Linked DNA regions of Homo sapiens: region 1 is linked to region 2. Evidence: chromatin contacts called from ENCODE Hi-C or POLR2A ChIA-PET data. All regions are on one chromosome and are shown on one strand. The core of a region is the stretch at or near the end of the contact, and the rest is flanking DNA. Distances in the headings are between cores, read along the strand shown.

What was found. Hi-C counts contacts between places; a loop is a spot of excess contacts on that map. ChIA-PET counts read pairs that join two places held with the same protein, here RNA polymerase II (POLR2A). Pooled maps may share reads with other maps.
Region 1: a loop to region 2 is called in a pooled map, with 8 times the contacts of the local background. The contact joins the promoter of PRKAB1-AS1 here to the promoter of GCN1 in region 2. A Hi-C loop is called at or near these places in 4 of 37 single-sample maps with no recorded cell type and 14 of 50 pooled maps. POLR2A ChIA-PET finds 5 or more read pairs at or near these places in 6 of 52 experiments (A549, CD4-positive, alpha-beta T cell, activated T-cell and 3 more).

The regions. Positions count from the first base shown.
Region 1 is chr12:119,666,461-119,669,686 of GRCh38, forward strand. It overlaps PRKAB1-AS1 (PRKAB1, TMEM233 and CCDC60 antisense RNA 1), which reads right to left and starts at 1,667. Exons shown (of 3, transcript NR_188494.1): 1 at 1,483-1,667. PRKAB1 (protein kinase AMP-activated non-catalytic subunit beta 1) reads left to right here and starts at 1,673. Exons shown (of 7, transcript NM_006253.5): 1 at 1,673-1,943. The coding sequence starts at 1,785. RefSeq lists a silencer at 1,150-1,419 and enhancers at 1,520-1,929, 2,368-3,003.
Region 2 is chr12:120,193,100-120,196,280 of GRCh38, forward strand. It overlaps GCN1 (GCN1 activator of EIF2AK4), which reads right to left and starts at 1,616. Exons shown (of 58, transcript NM_006836.2): 1 at 1,581-1,616. The coding sequence starts at 1,598. RefSeq lists a silencer at 1,324-1,913.

The DNA of each region.
Region 1 (3,226 bases), core at 417-2,916, 530 kb before region 2:
AAACAAGCCTATGAAGTAGGTGTTATTTTTGTTCCCATTTCACAAAAGAAGAGACTAAGGTGACAGTTACTAAATGGTAAAGCCAGAATCTGAACATGGCCAGGCTGAATTCAGAGCTCCTGCCCTTGAACTTGTTCTCTCACTTGCTTCCGGACCTTGCAATATCATAGACACTTCCCCATAGTGACCTAAAAATGGTTTCTCCCTTTTTAAAAGTTGCTTGGTATTCTACAAAATGAATGTATTCCATTCATTTTGCCATTCTCCTACTGAACAACTTTTAGGATTTTGTAGTTTTTCATTTCCTTATTTCACCAAGTGTAAGATTCCATTATTGTAAAAAGCATCCAGTTTCAGAAATTAAAATATATGGGGGCATGGGGGGTGACAAGTGCATCTTAGAATATATTTTTGCATGTAAATATTTTGTAGATAATGCTTGTAAATAATTTTCATGTGTGTATTTCTGCACAAGTTTCCTAGGAGTAAAATTGTGTGTCAAAATGAAGGTGCATTTTTAAATTTTGATGCATACTGCTGAATTCCCCCCAGGAAACCTTATCTTAGTCATCTTGTGTTCCTCATTTCCTTAGCACAATGTCTGGTACTTTTTTAGGTACTAAATAAATGTTCAGTGGGTGAAATGCATGACCTGACCCGGCAAATGCAAAGTATTTTGAGATATTCACACACCAAAAAACCCACAAAATATGACAATGACTGACAATGAGAAGATGAGAATATTTTACTACCGTATTTGTATGCACTTCTTGTTGAAGCACTGACCAGAGTAAATGACAAACGCTAATGCATCTTATGCAGAAGGATGTTTCCGAAGTGATTACAAGATATCTTGCAAAATTACCTATCAAAAGATTGCACACTCAATAAAAATACACGAATAACTCCAGCATTTTACAACCCCCAACCTACTAGACATAAGAAATTTCCAGAGATCTTATGGTCTGCCATTTTTTCAAATACCTGCAAGACTGCCTGCACCCCCGACCCTAATCTGTAGAAATCATGATTCTGCAGGTCTGCAGTGGGGGATGCATTTAACAAGCGCTCCAGGTTAACCTAATGCACTGTAAAGCGTGAGAACACGTGCATTAAAAGGGCTTTAAGAAGTGGAGTTTCTGAATCAGATTTGCATTTTAGAAAGATCCCTCTGGCTGCAGAGTGTAGAATCAACTATAAGTGAGCAAAGATAGCTAAATGGCATTATTCAGCCCAGCGCATGAACGGCTCAGATTGCCCGCGCGCTGGGGTGCCCCCTGCCGGCCCTCGGCAGCGCCTCGTCCTGGGCCTGGCCCTGGGCGGCCGGCTGCTGACTGCGACTGCGCGCTCCGAGGCCTGCAGAGACGGCCCGGGGCACCTGTTACCGCACCGCTCAAGACCGGAAGCGGAAATGGAATCGAGATAGCCTCGCGCGTTTAGCTGGCCGCCGCCACCTCCACGCCCTAGGCCGGGCCGACTTACGGAGTCGCCGGAAGCGGAAGTCGCTGAGGGGTGGTGAAGCGGTTGGGAAAGTGTCGGTTTATCTTCGCGCCCCTTGCGTTCTTGCCGCGGCTTGCCTGGGCAGGTAAAGCGCGATTGCGAGAGCTCGGCAACCCTGCCGACTCAGCCGGAACCGGCTCCCGGCCCGAGGGGCGTGGTGTCCTGGTGCTCCGACTCCTTCCGCAGGCTCCTTGGGACCCGCGGTTCCGGGAGTCCCTTGCTCAGGGTCCCTTTCCTGCAGTGAGGCGCCGTCCGCCTTCCCTGTGTCCCCGCAGACCCCCATCATGGGCAATACCAGCAGTGAGCGCGCCGCGCTGGAGCGGCATGGTGGCCATAAGACGCCCCGGAGGGACAGCTCGGGGGGCACCAAGGACGGGGACAGGCCCAAGATCCTGATGGACAGCCCCGAAGACGCCGACCTCTTCCACTCCGAGGAAATCAAGGTGCGAGCGGTGTGGAGGAACCCGATTCCCCTTGACTAATGTTGAGGAGAGGAACCCTCCACTAGATTCCCGTCACATCCTTTCGAAAAACACCAGAACGGAGAGGGAGGTGGTACATTACCCGGTGCACTTAAAAGCCAGATGGTCCTGTAAGAGTTCTCTTAGCGGTCCAAGAACCTGTGTCTAATTACCAATATGAGAAAGTCACCCTGAGGGAGGAGGTGCTCACTTGGTTTAACATCATTAAGGAGAAAGCAGCTCTGGGACAGAGTTTCAAATTCTTAATTAATTCAGAGTCGAGCTAACAGTAATTGAGCCCCAGCTTCTGCTTTTCTCTTAGGTGTAATTAATTGCACTGCTTTGAGACAAATTCCCTCACCTTTACACAAACTGGAGCTTTTGTAAAAGTTAGTTTGGGAATTTATCCATTTTGGAGGCAAACCAGGTACATATACAAGCTGAAAGTAGAGCGGAACAGCTGACGGCAGTTGCCAGAGGTGTTTAGTTCTGCCCAACACTTTTGATTCACCCTACTTATTTTTTAAAAGACGGTGGTCTCACTAATTAGCCGGGCGTGGTGGCGGGCGCCTGTGGTCCCAGCTACTCGGGAGGCTGAGGCAGGAGAATGGCGTGAACCCGGGAGGCGCAGCTTGCAGTGAGCCGAGGTCGCGCCACTGCACTCCAGCCTGGGCGACAGAGCTAGACTTCGTCTCAAAAAAAAAATATAAATAAAAATAAAAAAGACGGTGGTCTCACAATGTTCTCCAGGCTGGTCTCGAACTCCCGGGTTCAAGCAATCTTTATGCCTTGGCCTCCCAAAGTGCTGGGATCGCAGGCGTGAGCTACGGTGCTGGCCGGTTCAGCCTACTTTTTTTTTTTTTTGAGACCGAGTCTCGCTCTGTCGCCCAGGCTGGAGTGCAGTGGCGCGATCTCGGCTCACTGCAAGCTCCGCCTCCTAGGTTCACGCCATTCTCCTGCCTCAGCCTCCCGAGTAGCTGGGACGACAGGCACCCGCCACCACGCCCGGCTAATTTTTTATATTTTTAGTAGAGACGGGGTTTCACCGTGTTAGCCAGGATGGTCTCCATCTCCTGACCTCAGGAGATCCGCCTGCCTCGGCCTCCCAAAGTGCTGGGATTACAGGCGTGAGCCACTGAACCCACCCTACTTATTTTTTTTTTTTCCTTCTTTGAGATGGAGTCTCACTCTGTTGCCCAGGCTGGAGGGCAGTAGCACAATCTCGGGGCACTGCAACCTTCGTCTCCCGGACTCAAACCATCCTG
Region 2 (3,181 bases), core at 366-2,865:
CCCAGCACTTTGGGAGGCCAAGGCAGAAGGATCACCTGAGGTCAGGAATTCGAGACCAGCCTGGCCAACATGGAGAAACCCCATCTCTACTAAAAATACAAAAATTATAAAATACAGAAATATTCTCCTGCACCACCCAATACGGTAGCCACTGGCTACATGTGGCTAACTGTGCACTGAAATGTGGCTGGTACAAGTGAAGAACTAAATTTTTTTTTTTTTTGAGACAGAGTCCCACTCTTGTTGCTCAGGCTGGAGCGCAGTGGTGCGATCTCAGCTCACTGCAACCTCTGCCTCCCAGGTTCAAGCGATTCTCATGCCTCAGCCTCCTGAGTAGCTGGAATTACAGACATGCCACCATACCCGGTTAATTTTTTGCATTTTTAGTAGAGACGGGGTTTTGCCACGTTGGTCAGACTAGTCTCAAACTCCTGACCTCAACTGATCCACCCGCCTTGGCCTCCCAAAGTGCTGGGATTACAGGGTGAGCCACCACGCCCAGCCAAACAATGAATTTTTTTATTTAATTTAATTTTAACAAACTTAAGCCATGTGGCTGCCATACTGGACATTGCAGCTCTAGAGATTTTTCCCTCAAGTGAGTATCAATGTTAAACATTCAGCATGTATTCCCCTAACCCTCTCATACTAAGCTTTTCTTTCTAGTATTCAGTACAACATAACTTGAACATCAGCCACCTGCATAGGAGTCTCAGTAAATGTCTTTTTGAATGCTTAAGTGGTCATTTTCTGGGCCTACACATAAAAATCAATCCCATCACCCTGGAGACACCAAATCAGCCCAGCTGTCCTTAGACACCTGTTCTTCCCCTGCCTCATGACAATGTCTTTTCACCTTAAAACATAACAACTGGGTGGAGGAAAAGGTTTTCCCAGGTCCTTCCTGAACTACAAGGTACCCATAGGTAACACTCTTCCTGGACAGGACAGTTCTTTTCACTAACCCTGGATCTGATAACAACCAACATATATCAAGCCGTATTTTATCTCACTGAACCTTCACAACAACCTTTTAAGATAAGTATTGTTTTAACTTCATTTTATAGATGAAAAGGCAGACTTGGCGGGGTTAAGTCACTTGTTTGGCATGTCACAGAAATCGACGAGCAGGAACTCAAGCCCAGATCTGTATGAATCCAAAGACTACACTCAAAGTCCCTGCTCATAGTAGGTGCTCAAAGAATATTTGCTGAATACAAAGTTTAAGGAAGACTTGGCGTTGGCCCGGGGCTCACAGCCGGAGGGCTTTGGAGAAAAGAAGTAGAGGCTCGGTAAAGTGAACTTCTGCAACTCTGGGGTCGGGCAAAGGCCCCGCCGAGCTCCAGCTGCTGAAGTCGAGGCGGGAGCCCCGGACTCCTCGAGCCCGCGGTCTGCCTGCGCCGCCCGGGCCGGGCCAAGCCCGCAGCCCTGAGAGTCCAGCCTGAGACGGCCCCGAGACTACGACCTCCACAGCCACCACCTCCAACGCCCCTAAGCCGAGGAGCGAGAGGGGCCCCGCCCGACGGCCACCGTCCGCACCCAGTCCCTGGCCGCGTTGGCCCCGCAGCCGCCCGCCTCACCTGCGTGTCCGCCGCCATCCTGCCGGGGCTGACTCCGGAACCGCTTCCGGAACGCTTCCGGGTCACAGCGTGGCCCACGCGGCAGGGCGAGGCCGGGAGCCAGCGGGGGCAGGGCCCCGGGCTTGGTGCCCCCGGGCAGGACGGCGGCCGCTGCAGCCCGGGCAGCCGGATCACGGGCTTAAAGTTGGCCCGCGCCCGAGCCACAAGGCCTCCTCCCCAGGGCCCGCTCTTCAGCCCCGGGCGCCTCGTGGGAGACTAGCGCTTGTAACGTGGTGAGCCCGCGGTGTAACGCTATGGGCCCGCCTTGCAGCCCCTGACCCACTTCCAGCCCGCAGGGCCAGCCCTACGTGGGCCTTTCCTGAGTGATGACTAAGTTCTTTAGAAAAACAAGTGTTGCTTCCTAGATAGCAGGAACTAAAAACTAGGTAAAAGAGTCGGTGAACTAGTCTTTTGTCCTCAGTTTGTAGTTCAGTTGGCGGATGACTTGTACAGGGTTAGCAAACGTGGCTGGATACGGAGGTCAGGGAAGGTTCAGAACTGAACGAGGCCCCTGCCCTGGGGAAATGCTGGACGCCCCAGGCTGGGAGTTTTGAAGGCCACAGGGCAAGAGGCTACGTGCAGACGTGGCTGCAATTTAGGGAACAGGGTCTCCACAGCTTAGTTGTCAGCCCTGTTAGCAGTGGCTTTCAAACCTTTGACACAGACCTAGTTAGAATGAATATATCATGTTCCAGCAGACAGATCTCTAAGTGAAATACAGGAATCACAACAAAAACACCTATTCTCAGCAGATGCTGCTTTCTCTTTAAATACTGGGGCCAGGCATGGTGGCTCACGCCTGTAATCCCAGCACTTTGGGAGGCTGAGGTGGGTAGATCAACCTGATGTTAGGATTTCCAGACCAGCCTGGTCAACATGACAAAACCTTGTCTCTACTAAAAATACCAAAAAAAAAAAAAAAAAAAAAAAAGGCCGGGTGCGGTGGCTCACCCTTGTATAATTCCAGCGCTTCGGGAGGACAGGGCGGGCAGATCACAAGGTCAGGAGTTCCAGACCAGCCTGGCCAACATAGTGAAACCCCGTCTCTACTAAAAGTACAAAAATTAGCCGAGTGGTGGCACATGCCTGTAGTCCCAGCTACTGGGGAGGCTGAGGTGGGAGAACCGCTTGAACCCGAGAGGCAGAGGTTGCAGTGAGCTGAGACCATACCATTGCACTCCAGTCTGGGTGACAGGACGAGACTGTCTCAACAACAAAAAAATTAGCCCGGTGTGGTGGCAGCCTCCGGTAATTGCAGCTACTTGGGAGGCTGAGGCAGGAGAATCACTTGAACCCAGGAGGCGGAGGTTGCAGTGAGCCAAGTCCAAGCCACTGCACCCCAGTCTCAAATATATTTGAGACTATCTCGAAAATATAAATTGGTTACCACCGAGTTGGAGCACCACCCAGTTTGAAAAACTTTACTCTAGGGGACTGGCCCCAGCATCCACCAGGTGCCTATCTCAGCTGACACTAAACCTACTCCAAGTATGCAGCAGCCATAGAAACAGTAATTCTAGTGTAATAGTTACAACTGTGTCTAGAAAACTGTATAGGATGTT